Linked DNA regions of Homo sapiens: all the other regions are linked to region 4. The links are chromatin contacts, found by Hi-C or POLR2A ChIA-PET in ENCODE. All regions are on one chromosome and are shown on one strand. Each heading gives the region's core, a stretch centred on a gene start or an enhancer-like site at or near the end of the contact. The rest is flanking DNA. Distances are from core to core; before and after follow the strand shown.

What was found. A loop is a pair of places that touch in the nucleus more often than their neighbours do. ChIA-PET counts read pairs that join two places held with the same protein, here RNA polymerase II (POLR2A). Pooled maps may share reads with other maps.
Region 1: a map of breast epithelium shows a loop between it and region 4 (26-fold over the local background). The contact joins the enhancer-like site here to the promoter of KIF2C in region 4. A Hi-C loop is called at or near these places in 1 of 168 maps with a recorded cell type or tissue (breast epithelium). POLR2A ChIA-PET finds 5 or more read pairs at or near these places in 2 of 52 experiments (RWPE1 and T-cell).
Region 2: a pooled map shows a loop between it and region 4 (4-fold over the local background). The contact joins the promoter of DMAP1 here to the promoter of KIF2C in region 4. A Hi-C loop is called at or near these places in 5 of 50 pooled maps. POLR2A ChIA-PET finds 5 or more read pairs at or near these places in 9 of 52 experiments (A549, H1, HEK293T and 6 more).
Region 3: a loop to region 4 is called in a pooled map, with 2.4 times the contacts of the local background. The contact joins the enhancer-like site here to the promoter of KIF2C in region 4. A Hi-C loop is called at or near these places in 1 of 37 single-sample maps with no recorded cell type and 2 of 50 pooled maps. POLR2A ChIA-PET finds 5 or more read pairs at or near these places in 3 of 52 experiments (A673, H1 and activated B cell).
Region 5: a pooled map shows a loop between it and region 4 (4-fold over the local background). The contact joins the promoter of ATP6V0B here to the promoter of KIF2C in region 4. A Hi-C loop is called at or near these places in 5 of 50 pooled maps.

The regions. Positions count from the first base shown.
Region 1 is chr1:43,857,151-43,859,850 of GRCh38, reverse strand. The region is part of intron 5 of ST3GAL3 (ST3 beta-galactoside alpha-2,3-sialyltransferase 3); the gene reads right to left. Among named protein-coding and RNA genes, the nearest start is that of MIR6079, 20 kb to the right of the region's middle. RefSeq lists an enhancer at 1,113-1,731. Within about 2 kb of position 1,375, at least 9 of the 41 ENCODE cell types and tissues checked have a DNase peak (open chromatin) inside an H3K27ac peak, as active enhancers do; they include breast epithelium, where a contact is called at or near this core.
Region 2 is chr1:44,212,091-44,214,790 of GRCh38, reverse strand. It overlaps DMAP1 (DNA methyltransferase 1 associated protein 1), which reads right to left and starts at 1,320. Exons shown (of 10, transcript NM_019100.5): 1 at 933-1,320; 2 at 350-441; 3 at 1-88. The coding sequence starts at 1,037. RefSeq lists enhancers at 1-476, 1,242-1,481, 1,220-1,514 and a silencer at 1,912-2,011.
Region 3 is chr1:45,393,116-45,395,815 of GRCh38, reverse strand. All of the region lies in intron 3 of TESK2 (testis associated actin remodelling kinase 2), which reads left to right. Among named protein-coding and RNA genes, the nearest start is that of TOE1, 54 kb to the right of the region's middle. RefSeq lists an enhancer at 1,755-1,824. Within about 2 kb of position 1,420, at least 12 of the 41 ENCODE cell types and tissues checked have a DNase peak (open chromatin) inside an H3K27ac peak, as active enhancers do.
Region 4 is chr1:44,738,524-44,741,223 of GRCh38, reverse strand. KIF2C (kinesin family member 2C) reads right to left here and starts at 1,387. Exons shown (of 21, transcript NM_006845.4): 1 at 1,222-1,387; 2 at 217-311. The coding sequence starts at 1,291. RefSeq lists an enhancer at 1,567-1,736.
Region 5 is chr1:43,973,671-43,976,370 of GRCh38, reverse strand. ATP6V0B (ATPase H+ transporting V0 subunit b) reads right to left here and starts at 1,411. Exons shown (of 8, transcript NM_004047.5): 1 at 1,264-1,411; 2 at 523-571; 3 at 198-281; 4 at 1-69. The coding sequence starts at 1,330. LOC124904167 (a long non-coding RNA gene) reads left to right here and starts at 1,506. Exons shown (of 2, transcript XR_007066053.1): 1 at 1,506-1,928; 2 at 2,484-2,700. RefSeq lists silencers at 873-922, 1,323-1,372 and enhancers at 592-1,424, 1,623-1,672, 1,723-1,842, 1,425-2,258.

The DNA of each region.
Region 1 (2,700 bases), core at 126-2,625, 880 kb after region 4:
ACCTGGCCAGAACCTCACTGATCATAGTCACCTTGGACACATGGGAGCAAGGCCAGTGGAGACAGCAGGTACAGAGCCAGCCCTCATCAGAGCTGGTTTCTGAGCTCAGGCCTCAAGCACATGCCTTGCCCCATTTGGAGGACTTGCTCCATTTGGGCATTTGCTTCTTAGAGCAAGTTCCGCAACTGGCAATTGGCCTGTGGCCCAGACACACTATCTGAAGGGGCTGAGCAGCAAAGCCAAAGGTGTCATTTTGTTTTTCCAATCATCTGGTTTTTTTTCTTTTTTTTTTGAGATGGAGTCTCACTCTGTCGCCCAGGCTGGAGTGCAATGGCGTGATCTCGGCTCACTGCAACCTTCGCCTCCCAGGTTCAAGCGATTCTCCTGCCTCAGCCTCCTGAGTAGCTGGGATTACAGGCATGCACCACCACACCAGGCTAATTTTGTATTTTTGGTAGAGATGGGGTTTCTCCATGTCGGTCAGGCTGGTCGCCACCGTGCCCAGCCCCAATCTTCTGTTTTCAAACTATGTTCGGAAGTTGTCCAGTGTAGGAAACTTCCGCATACTAAGCCCTTGAAACCGAGGGAGAGAGGATGGGTCTATCCCAACACAAGGGCCACAAAGATGTCACAGGGCCAGCTGTCAACAGGCCTTTTTTCGTGATGCTGCCAACTGTCAGGTGTGTGTTTCCCTGACCAGGAACTCCTGAGAACAGAGGCCACGTGGCCCAATACTCGCCACATCACCCTGGACAATCTCATCCACACTCTGGGGGCTGTGTATGGACCTACGTGCAATTTGTTTTCTTCCAGCCCAGACCTCTCTCCTGAGAGATTCACTGAACTCAGGCTCCCTGAGTAGGGCCGTGGCTTCCCTCTGACACTTCATTTGCCTGGATCTGGACTCTTTGCCTGCATCAGGGCAGAAGGCAGAGCCAAGGGCCCTCATCATGGCAGGCAGGCATAGACTCATGTCCTGCCTCCACAGTGGGGAGGCAAGGCTTCAGCCCTCCTTCTCCCCTCTAGCTCTGGCTATTTATTTGGGGAGACCAGTCAGAGAGTGACCTGTCTCCCCAGGTGCAGACAGAGTAGGGAAAGCAGGACACAGTCCTGAAGGTGCCAGCATCTTGCTCTCTGCTGAGCTGCTGCCTCATCGCTGGGACTTGTGTGGGTGGAGCTCAGACCTGGGCCCTCCCTCTCACTGAGGAACTCACAGGGCTGCTTGCTCCTGGCTGGGAGCCTCACACAGCTCAGGAGGAGGGCCAGGATCATGTTCTGTGCTTTCACCAGCTTTTGCTCTTCACAAGCAGCAAGAACTCCCCACGTGGGGATCTTGTACCTGAACCAAAAAAAGCAAAGCTGCTAATCTGACAAGATCAATCCTCAAATACCACAGGAATGCAGCCAGCCTGCCTGCTCTCACCAGGGACTGTGCTTCTAAGCATCCCTACAGTTCCTGCTCCTAGGCTGGAGCCTGGAACTGGTCTGCAAAGGAGGAAGCTGCCCCCACCAGTGTGTCTGGTCTTGCTGCCGAAGCCCCACCTTTCCCAGCATAGTTCAGGCATCAGACTTCACCAGGACGTCTCCCCAGTCAATCTCTCATCACTCCTCCAGCTGAAGGGCCTTCTCTGTGTCCCCACAATCCTCTGTCTTCACCTCTGGCGGAGCACATATGCCTGGATATGTTTTTGTCTCCATGCACCATTTCTCTTAGCTCTGGGGAAGATAGGTACAGATGAGGAAGGTGAGGCTCAGAAAGGTTGAGCAACCCAGCCCTATTCACTTCAAAAACCTGTTCTTTCCACTGTAGTCCGACACTTCTCAAACCATCTGTGAAGAGGGATCGGTTGGTTTTGCTTTTTAAATTTCTATTTTGTCACAGAATGATGATTTTATAAAATAGAATAAAAATGAATCACTAGAAAAGTTAAATAAGGCCAGGCGTGGTGGCTCACGCCTGTAATCCCAGCACTTTGGGAGGCTGAGGCAGGTGGATCACCTGAGGTCAGGAGTTCGAGACCAGCCTGGCCATCATGGTGAAACCCCGCTTCTACTAAAGATACAAAAATTAGCTGGACATAGTGGCGGGCACCTGTAATCCTAGCTACTTGGGAGGCTGAGACAGGAGAATCTCTTAAACCTGGGAGGTGGAGGTTGCAGTGAGCCAAAATCACACCATTGCACTCCAGCCTGGGCGACAGAGCAAGACTCCGAGGAAGGAAGGAAGGAAGGAAGGAAGGAAGGAAGGAAGGAAGGAAGGAAGGGAGGGAGGAAGGAAAGAAAGAAGGAAGGAAAGGAAGGAAGGGAGGGAGGGAGGGAAGGAGGAGGGAAGGAAGGAAGGAAGGAAGAGGGAAGGAAGGAAGGAAGGAAGGAAGGAAGGAGGGAAATACACATATAAAATATAAGCTCCATTTTTAAAAGTTTGGTTTTTTTGGGTTTTTTTTGGTAACAAATAGCTGAGACCACAGGTGCATGCCACTGTGCCAGGCCTATTTTTTATTTATTAGATTCAGCAACATAAACTTACTCTAATTGCCATAAATGTTTTCAAAAACCTTATTTCCAGTATCTCAAAAATCTTGTGGCAGACCAGTTCATATCACTTTTGATTCTATAGCACACAACAGGTTCCAAACTGCCTTTTGCCTGTCTGGGACATTCTACCAAGGCTTTGCCTGTCATTCACCTTCCAGTAGAAGT
Region 2 (2,700 bases), core at 71-2,570, 530 kb after region 4:
CCAAGGCCGCACCTTCTTGGAGCCCAACTTGGCCTTCACTGTACGGTATCCCTGGCCAGTGTCACTGGGTAGCAGTGGGGGTGCATCCCTGGCAGGGAGGTTTAGGGAGATGCGAGGTTAGAATCAGAAGGTGTGTTAAAGAGCTTTTTGTCCCAGGGAGCTGATCTACCCTACCCTATAGCAAGAAAGTCATGTCCTGGAGCAAAAGACTTCAGGTCCTCCTGCATCCTGCTAAGCAAGCAGGAGCCCTTGCTGGGGAGGAGAAAATTGTTAGAGAAAACTAGGAGTTAGGGGCATGGCAGGTGAATCAGGGGCCAAAACCTGGGGGACTTGGGACTCCAATACTTGCTTCTTGTCAGAGTAGAGCAAGGCATAGACTTCCCGGTGCATGCCCTCGGGCCTCTTGAAAGTCAGTGTCTCAGAGGACTTCTTGGATTTTTTCTGAGGAAGGAAACCACAGAAAGGAACCACAACCTAGACCCTTTCCTGAAAATTCTTTAGTCCAGCTCAATCCCTGAACAAAGCAGCACCTACAGGGTCAATGACAGGCAAACTGACACACTGTAAAGGCACAGAAACCCACTCCCAGGAACACCATCCTACGCCCAAATCAGAGCAGTCCCCTCCCCATCCCACCAACTCTCAGACTGTTACAATGTCTTGATCTCTCCCCAACAATATCTTGCAAAAATCACACTTGCCTGGTCCTCTCAGCTCTTAGAGGTGTCATACCCTCTTGGTCCCACCATCTCCCACGATGTCCCATCTCCTCCCTCCCATCAAGGATGACACATATTCCCTGTCCTGTTATGTCACCCCTTTTATCGCCCAACTCACTGTAAGTGTAGCACCCATCCCTTGCCCGTTGTCACTCCTCCCCATCTTCACTCCCCTACCCTCCCCTAGTCAACGCTTTCAGGTGCCCCTGCTACCTTGTCCGGGTTGATAATGTCCTTCTTGCTGATGGTCCCAGAGGCTGCATCCCCTTCTGGACCCCCGAGTTCTAGAATGTCCCGTACATCCGCGCCCGTAGCCATCGCGCCTGAGAGATGGGGGAGCCACCGGAGGTCAAGGGTCAGTGCCTGAAGAAGGACCAGGCTCAGGTCAGGGGGCGGGGCCAATCCAGACCTAAGCGGAGGCGAGTTGAAGGGGCGGGCCAAGAGGAGAAGGGTGGTCCAGGTCAGGTCGGGGATCTGCCTGTGCCCCACCGCTTGGATGTTCCTAACGGCCCCTTCAGCCACCTGGGCCCTCGCACTTCCGCACCTGGGTCCGGCAGCTGCAGCCCCCACTACCACTCCCCCGTCCCCGCAAAGCCGCGGCAGAAACTTCCGGCGGTGCTCATTCGGAACGCGGCCGACAGAAACACTTCCGGTCGGTGTTGTAGGAAACGAAGCCGACTGGCAACCGAGGGTGAAAGCTACTGGCCGTGCTGAGCTTGCCACCCTTTGGTTCTCCCGCGAGCCTGTTTTCATTGGTGCACTGCCTGCTTTCTGGCATTTTCCCTCTACGATGCTCCGTTGCGTCTCAGGCAGTGAAGAGATACCAGAACTTTGTGACTTTGGGAAGTCACTTAATTTCTCTGGACCTTTTTCTTTATTTGCCGAATGGAAATTGTAATGGCACCTGTGTAAATGAAATACCAAGAATCCTTGTAAAACATTAGCACGGTGCGTGGGACATTTACTATTTTTTTATTAAATGAGTTAATGATTTGAATTGCCCCCTCTTCATTAAGTGCTAATATGTACTAGGCACTGTGCTAAGCTTGGAGGTGAAGAGATAAACTTCAAATTGTGATAAGCTTGAAGATGAAGAAATAAAGGCAGAGCTTCCTAGGGCGGCTGCCAAAATGGAGTAAGGTGTGGGCCCTCATTTGCACCTCCTCTGATGGAGATAGCTGTGGGTTGTGGCCTCGTGGGGATTTCCTGGAGGCCAGCTTCGTGGCACTTCACTAGTACAGGAGCTAGCTGCACTCTTTGGGCTACGAAGAAGCCCAAAACACAGCCCCAAGCAGGAACCAGCTTAGAAGTATCCCTCAAGGGAATAAACCTGGGGATCTTCCTGGAAAGAGAGAGACAGGAGGTCCTGAGGAAGGGCACAAGGGACAAGGAAAGCAGCTCCCAGCTTCAGCAGTCTGCAAACCAGCCTGTCAATTTGAAGGACACATAGCCTGTGGGATAGGGTGGGGCTTGTTAAGGCATTAAGAAGGCCAGACCCCAAGTCGAGACCTGCCAAAGATACCAGCAGGGACTAGAGGAGCAGACAGTTTGCGCAAGTTAGCTATAAGTGGTGTAGCCTGTTCTGGCCTGGAGAAGACAAGGGGATACAACAGCTGTAGCCACAAGCCTGACTAGTCCCCAAAACTTTGGAGAACTAGGCCTGGAGGTACAAACCTGTTCCTGGGTCTGATTCCTGGATGGATCCACTGAGCTCCAAACAGTTGCCGGAGGAAGTCACAGTCTTACAGCAGAAATTGTCCACAGGGTAAGGAAATGGTCCTTGGAGCCAGAAAGGGAGAGAGCAATTGGCTGCCTGAAACACTTGACCCTAGTTGTAGTTAATTAATTGTGTAATTACTTGTTTAATATATATCTCTAATAGACTCATTTCTGTGAAGACAGGGATCACAGTACATAAAGGAATGTATGTGCCAGGCACTATTCTAGACTCTGGGCATGCAGTGGGTGAACGAGATACAAA
Region 3 (2,700 bases), core at 171-2,670, 650 kb before region 4:
ACATAGTTAAAGCTTGGAAATGATGCTATAGGAAGGTGATATAGGCTGGGCATGGTGGCTCACACCTGTAATCCTAGCATATTTGGGAGGGTGAGGCAGAAAGATTGTTTGAGCCCAGGAGTTCAAGGTTGCAGTGAGCTGTAATTGCAACACTGCACTCCAGCCTGGGTGACAGAGTGGGACCTTGTCTCAAAAAAAAAAAAAAAGAAAAGAAAAGAAAAGAAAGGAGTGTAAATGGCTGCCTTGGTAGTTGAAGAACATGAGAAGGAAGTATTTGAACTGGTATTTGAGGATGAGTAGAATCTAACTACAGTAATGCAGTGCATAAGATGTTTTGGTCAACAACAGACCGCATACATGATGGTGGTTCCATGAGATTATAATACCATATTTTTACTGTACCTTTTCTATGTTTAGATATGTTAAGATACACAAAACTTACCATTTTGTTGCAGTTGTCTACAGTATTCAGTACAGTAATATGCTGTACAGGCTTGTAGCCTAGGATCAATAGACTCTACCGTATAGCCTGAGGGTATTGTAGGCTATACCATCCAGGTTTATGTAAGTACACTCTATGATTATGCAACCACAAAATCACCTAAGAATGCATTTCTCAGAATGTATCCCCATCGTTAAGTAAGGTATGTGGAAATGAAGAGAGGGGCATTTTAGGTAGTGGGAACAGTCTGAGAAAAGGCAAAGATGTGGAAAAGCTTAATAATGACACTTTATGGGGAATGGTAAATCATGCTATAGAAAAGACTCTAGTCTCTAGACAAAGTCTAGTTTACCAGTAGTATCAGAGTTAAGAGTTTCCTGTTGGGGCCGGGTGCAGTGGCTAATGCCTGTAATCCCAGCCTTTTGGGAGGCTGAGACGGGCGGATCACTTGAGGTCAGGAGTTCGAGACCAGCCTAGCCAACATGGTGAAACACCCCGTCTCTACTAAAAATACAAAAATTAGCCAGGTGTGGTGGCCGCCTCTAATCCCAGCTACTCGGGAGGCTGAGGCAGGAGAATCGCTTGAACTCAGGAGGCAGAGGTGCAGTGAACCAAGACTGAGCCATTGTACTGCAGCCTGGGCAACAGAGTGCGGCTCTGTCTTTAAAAAAAAAAAAAAAAAAAAAAAAAAAAAGAGTTTCCTGTTGGTCTTACTATCTTTAGAGCAGTGATAAACAGTCATTTGTTTAAAGGCTTTGCTACTCACTGCATGTAGTCTGTAGACCAAGCGACATCAGCATCACCTGGGAGTTTAGAAATTCAGATTCTTAGGCCCCATCCCTGACCTACAGAGTGCGAGTCTGCATTTTGACAAGATCCTTCATGGGTTTGTTTCCACAGTGGTCTAAAGTACAAAAGCAATCCTTGGCCTAGTGTGGTGGCTTACTTTGGGAAGCCAAGGCAGGAAGATCACTTGAGGCCAGGAACTTGAGACCAGCCTAGGCAACACAGTGAGACCCTGTCTCTACCAAAAAAAAAAAAAAAAAAAAAGCCAGCTGTGGTGTGTGCCTGTAGTCCCAGCTGCTCAGGAGGCTGAGACAGTGAGACAGGAGAGTCACTTGAGACTGGGAGGTTGAGGCTGCAGCGAGCTTATGATCACACTATTGCACTGTGCCACCGCACTCCAGACTGGGCGACAGAGCAAGACCTTGTCTCAAAAAAAAAAGCAACCCTCCTTCTCAACATGAATCTGTATGTCATATGAAACTAAAAATAACAAAGTTGAGTAATCACTTACTCTCAAAGCACATGCATTAAGAAAGCACCCCCTTCCTGAGTTAAGTAATTCTAGCTGGTATGATTTGGGGTGGGGTATGGGGATAGGGGAATAAAAATCATTCAGAATATAAATTTTTAAGGTCTTGTGACATGACAATGATTTGAGGCTTCATTTCGATTTTTGATATAGTTAGCAATAAAAACTTTAGTGAAAACTTATTGTTGATGTTACGTGCTTTTCTAGGCACATGTCACTTCCCTGTCAAGGATGAGTAATATTTCCTCTTTATAGTATATTGTTTTTTTACAACATTTAGAGTGATTAACTCTGTTCAAGCTCTTTTTTTTTTTTTTTTTGAGACGGAGTCTCACTGTCACCCAGGCTGAAGTGCAGTGGCACAATCTTAGCTCACTGCAACCTCCATCTCCCAGGTTCAAGCTATTCTCCTGCCTCAGCCTCCCGAGTAGCTGGGACTACAGACGCCCACCACCACGCCTGGCTAATTTTTGTATTTTTAGTAGAGATGGGGTTTCACCATGTTGGCCAGGATGGTCTTGATCTCTTGACCTCGTGATCCTCCCACCTTGGCCTCCCAAAGTGCTGGGATTACAGACATGAGCCACTATGCCCGGCCGCTCTTTTTCCAATATAAAGCTAATGCATGTCTCAGCTTGCCAGCTCTGTGACACCACTTTGGATGTGGTGGTGGTTTTCCATTAGGAATGATTTGGGAGAGGTTAGGCAGTAAAGTTGCACGTAGAAGTAGAGTTGTGTGACACGATTGTGATATGGTTATTTGAGTAGAGGGTGGGAAGAAAGCAGACAGAAAACTCTCCTATGAAGCCAGTGCCTGCCTGGATGTGCTATGACATCTCTGTAGATGGTGTGGTCAAAATAATAGTGGGCCTGGGAGGAAGAAAAGCAAGGGTGTGTCACATCCAAACCAGGTCTTTTCAGCTTCTAGAAAAACCCATGATTT
Region 4 (2,700 bases), core at 138-2,637:
TTTCAGTAGAGACAGGTTTCGCCATGTTGGCCAGGATGGTCTCGAACTCCTGACATCAGGTGATCTGCCCGTCTCAGCCTCCCAAAGTTCTGGGATTACAGGCGTGAGTGAGAAGAGCACAGCATCAGAAACTAGGCTCTCACAGATTCCACTTCTGCACAGATCCTTTATGTAGGAAGACATTAAATGTGGTAGAGGAATTCTCATAGAACCTACCTCTTTGCCCTTTGTGGCACCTCCTTCTGCCCATTCCACTGAAACACAGGATTTCTCCAAGTTCACAGTCCTTACATTGGCACTGTGAATTAAACCTATAAAGTATGAAAAAACCAGAGTTACCCATCTCTTTCCTGAGAGCTTCACTTTTAGGATTCCACAGAGATTCCCAAAGTGGAGTTAACCTGAAGGAACAGGCAGCTACCTTAAAAAAAAAAAAAAAAAAAACTAAGAGAAACAAATAAATCTCCTGGGCTTCACCTTTAGAATATCCACAGTGAGGTGGGCTGGGGACAGGTTTTTAAACTGAGCTGCATGGGATAAGGATTCACCCCTACTCAAGAGAGCCTACAAAAAAAGAGAGATAGAGCCTACAAAAGAGAACATACAAAAGGTATGTTTGAGCACAGGATTCCCCACAACCCTTAGATGAACTTTTCCTCAACATAGCATTGAGGATCTGGCCCTTTTGGGGTTTTCCTAACTCATTTCTGGCGGTCATATCTGTCCATTTCCCTAATGACACGGGTATCAGACCTGCCAGAACTGCGGTACCTGCTTAAGCAAAAGAGAGAACGACTACAAGCTCCTCAAGCGCAGGGTTCTTGTCTGTCCCGTTTACCTGACATACCGCAACTGCGCAATATTTATTCGAGAGTAAAGGGGCCAGGAGACCGAGGTCCCCATAAGAGCAGGGCATTTTCAGGGGAGAATTTTGGAAGGGAAGTGAATTTAGAAGTCCCAACTTCCCTGGGAGGTCTACCAGCCTTGGAGAAGGTCCGCCCACTCCCAGAGGACTGCGAAAGGGACCACGTACAGCGCAGGGACTCTCACCCCTGTGTAGGCAAGAATGACTGCCAGTGCAGAGACCCGGAGTGAGTGCGTGTGAAAAGGAGGGAGGGAGAGAAAGAGAGTGAAAGCCCATCTGTGTGTCCGGGGACGGGCAGTAATTTCAGTCGTCTCACCGCTCACGAGTCCCCTTGACCTAGGGACCCCGCTCCTCACCATTACTGCGTTGGATCTTGATAGCGAGACCGGGAAACAGGCGGGCCTGAAGCGACGAGTCCATGGCCATTCGGAGAGTCAGCAAGGAAGAGAAACGCGCAATACCAAGAAACCTCAATTTCGCTAACCCTACGAAGTCTTAACGCCGCGTAAACCGCCGCAGTTTAAATCCCGCGCGCAAGCGTCCTTAAAACGTCATTCCGCTGTCCCCGCCCTCGCTTCCGCCAGTCAGCGGCGCCCTGCGGAGCCTTGGGGGAGACGCAGTTCCCAACCATCTTCCTACGCTTGGCACCGCCCATGCGTCTGGCCACACCCCCGAGCGCTGTGCCTTCTGGGAACTTCGCCGCTACGTGGGGTCTGGGGCTCCCATTTCTGGTATTGTCCTCGGTCACCTTGTACTGCGGGGTTCCCGAAAACTGGGAAACTTCAGTATGTATTTGACAATGAGGGCTCTGGGATCCTACAGACATGGGTTCGAATCGTAGCTTCTTCAATTGCAAGTTCAGTGACCTCGAGCAAGTTGGAGACTTGGCCGGGCGCGGTGGCTCACTCCTGTTAATCCCAACACTTAGGAAGGGAGAGGTGGGAGTGATCGCTCGAGATCAGAAGTTCGAGACCAGACAGGGCAACATAGCCAAGACCCTGTTCTCAAAGCAAAACAAAACCACAGATTAGAAACTTGACTTAGTTTTTCTTATTAAATAGTGCAGAAGCATGTTGCCTCATTCAAGGAGTTATGTATAAATTTCCAGAAAGACACTGATTCACCAGATATTTATTGAGTGAAGTCTACCACCTGCTAGGCATGGTACCAGGAAATGGAGATAATGAACTAGACACATAGTTCCTGTCCTCCTTTTTTTTTTTTTCCATTTAACCCTTAGTGGACACAGCACATGTTTCAGAGAGCACGGGGTTGGGGGTAAGGTTATAGATTAACAGCATCCCAAGGCAAAAGAATTTTTCTTAGTACAGAACAAAATGGAGTCTCCTATGTCTACTTCTTTCTACACAGACACAGTAACAATCTGATCTCTCTTTCTTTTCCCCACATTTCCCCCTTTTCTATTCGACAAAACCGCCATCGTCATCATGGCCCGTTCTCAATGAGCTATTGGGTACACCTCCCAGATGGGGTGGCGGCGGGGCAGAGGGGCTCCTCACTTCCCAAATGGGGCAGCCGGGCAGAGGCGCCCCCCCCCCCCACCTCCCAGACAGGGCGGCGGCTGGGAGGGGGCTGCCCCCCACCTCCCAGACGGGGCGGCTGGCCGGTCGGGGGCTTTCCCCCCACCTCCTGGACGGGGCGGCTGCCGGGAGGAGACGCTCCTCATCTCCCGGACGGGGCGGCTGCCGGGCAGAGTGGCTCCTCACTTCTCAGACGGGGCGGCCAGTCAGAGACGATCCTCACCTCCCAGACAGGGTGGCGGCGGGGCAGAGACACTCCTCAGTTCCCAGACGGGGTCGCGGCGGGGCAGAGGC
Region 5 (2,700 bases), core at 162-2,661, 760 kb after region 4:
TTCTTGGTCTTGATCCTGGGGGCCTTCACTCCTCCACCAATGATGGAGGAGCCGGTAATATAGATGCCCCTGGTGGAAGGATAAAAAACTGATGAGCAGAGCCCAAGCTGTCACTGCCCTCAGCATGCCTAAGACCCCAGTGACACCACCTGCCATGACTCAGCCCCTGCCCCCAGTCCCACCACCCCAATACTCACCAGGCTGCCCCAACCACAGACAGGGAGATAGCTAGGCCAATGCCCAGGTTGGACCACATGAAGGGCGAAGTCTCCGTCAGGAACCTGTTGTGGAAGCAGAGAAGAAAGCAGTTCAGCTCTAGCAGGGAAGCGGAGCACAAAATCTTAACCCCTCAAACCCCCTTCAACCCCACCACCAGTTCTACAGGCAACAACTGACCGCGTATTTCCCAAAGGTCCATGTCCCAGGCAGGCAGTGGTGTGGGGGAGGGACTCAGACCAGAGAAAAGAAGAGAGGCTGCAGGGAAGAAGCTTCAAGGGGAATCCTCCCCCTGCCCTCCCTTACCATGCCACATCAAAGCGGAAGCCCAAATCAAAAATGGTGTAGCAGACTCCTGCAGCAGTGAGGGAGAAAAAGGGGGTTACGGGCTGCTCGGTAGAGAGAAGTTCTTCAACCTAAAGTAGCTGCCGAGCTGAAGGGCCACCTCCCTGAAGGGGCGTCCTCAGGCTGCCCCCAGGTGACAGTACAGCTGTGTAGACAGATTCCTCTGCTTAGGCCTCCATTTTCTGCCATTCCCTCGCTAAAACCACCTCCCAGACCAAGCACCTGCGCAGGCAGGGTCGCCACCCGCAAGCCCGAATCCGAGGCGGGACCGAGGGAGCAAGCGCTCCAGCCAGATCCCGCCGGCCCAGTCCGTTCCGCTGTTTACCCAACAAGCTGTGGGTGGGGGAGGGCAAAGCGACTGGGAAAAGAGGAACCGGAGCAGCCGGCTTGTGACCGAGCGGGCCGGTCAGGAGCAAGAAAGGGGGGACAGCAGTGAGACGTGGGAGCGAGGGGAGACAGCGATAGTGGCAGGACGGGGGAGTGCTGCCCTCGCGGCCCCTACCCGCCCGCACCCCTCCTCAAGCAGCTGGAAATCCGGGTCTCCTTTGTCGGAGTCAGAGGCCCTCGCAGGCGCAAGTCCCCAGAGCCTCGGGTGCAGAGCGCGCGGGGGGCCAGTATTCCCCGCAGGCCACTTCCCCGCCGAGTTCCGACCCGGCCAGCTCGGCCGCGATGCTGCTCCCGCCCGCCAGGACCCGGCCTCACCCACGGCCAGCGCGCAGGCCCAGAAGGCCACGAAGACCCCGGAGTAGAGCAGTGCTAGCCCCGTCATGGCGGCGACGGCGGCGGGGGTCGGAACGGCGGGGCCGGAGCTACAAACGCGTCCCAGCGTCCACCGTCCGTCCCGCAGTCTGTCCGCCCGCCCCGCAGCGTCACCTAACTCGCCCACGTGATGCGCCGGTACCACGTGACCCCACGCCGGTTCCCCGCGCAGCGCCGCCGCCCGTCTAGAGCAAGGCGACGCTGGAACCGCAGGCGCTGGGGATTGTGGTAGTTGTAGTCACGCGTCTCGGCGGAGGCTTGGGCGCCCTCCTCTCTAGGAACTTCGACATCTGGCCGGTCCTTCTCGAGTCTCTCCACCTCGCCCTGCCAGCCCTGTTTTATTCCCGAGCCTGCTCGCGGGCCCCTAAGGCGTCCTCTCTGGCAGCCGTGCGTCCTAGCCTGTGGCGGGTGGCGCCGCGCGTGCCCTCTGCCTCACCTTGCTCACGGCGTCTCTCCGCCCCAGTGCGCCTGTTGGCGCTCGCTCCGCTGCCTGGCTAACACCTGCTGTCCTCCGAAATCGTCCTTCCGGCAAGCCTTCCCTAACCCAGTGGCAGGGAAGCGCGTTTGCTGGGCTCCCGCGATGTCCTGGTGATGCTTATTAAGCTTCAGTAAGATGTCACTACCCTGTCGAAATGCCCTGATGGCTCCCATTTCATTCAGGAGAAAAGCCAAAGTTCTCACAATAGCCTGCTAGGCTCCCCACGCCCCTCAGCTGACTTCACCTTCTAATATTCCCCCACTAACTCCCTCCTCTGGCTGCACTGCCCTCCTTGCTATTTCTTTGAACGTGCCAACCATACCGCGACCTCACTGCCCTTGCACTTGCTCTCTCTGCTTCTCCTAACTATACATGCGGCTCATCCTGTAACTTCCTTTCAGTTTTTGCTCACCTTCTTGAAAAGGCCTTCTCTGACCATTCTGTTTAATATTCCACCCCACTTAAACGCTCCTCTGCTTCCCAGCTTTACATTTCTCACGGTACTTACTGATCACCATTTGGCATACTAAGTATTTTATTTGTCCAACTCCCCTGGAAGAGTGGAAGCACCATGGCTTTTGTGTCGCTCACTGCTGTATTTCCAGTACCTGGCACAGAGTGTGTCCTCAGTACATATTTGTAGAACACATGACTGATGCCCACTTTGTCTGGGTTACCTTGTTAGCTTACAGCTCTGCCTCCACCATTAGACTAGGCATTCCCTGAGGGCAGGGACCACATCTCCTTTGTTCACCTTCAATACCCTCGACAATGCCACTGTGACCAGATTCTCAACAAATGTGGGGAAGAAGAGGCGAGTCTTTTCATTTCACCCCTCTCCACCTTTAGGGCCCAGCAACCCCACTTGCTTGAAGCATCCGCCATGTTGGTTCATGTTTAAG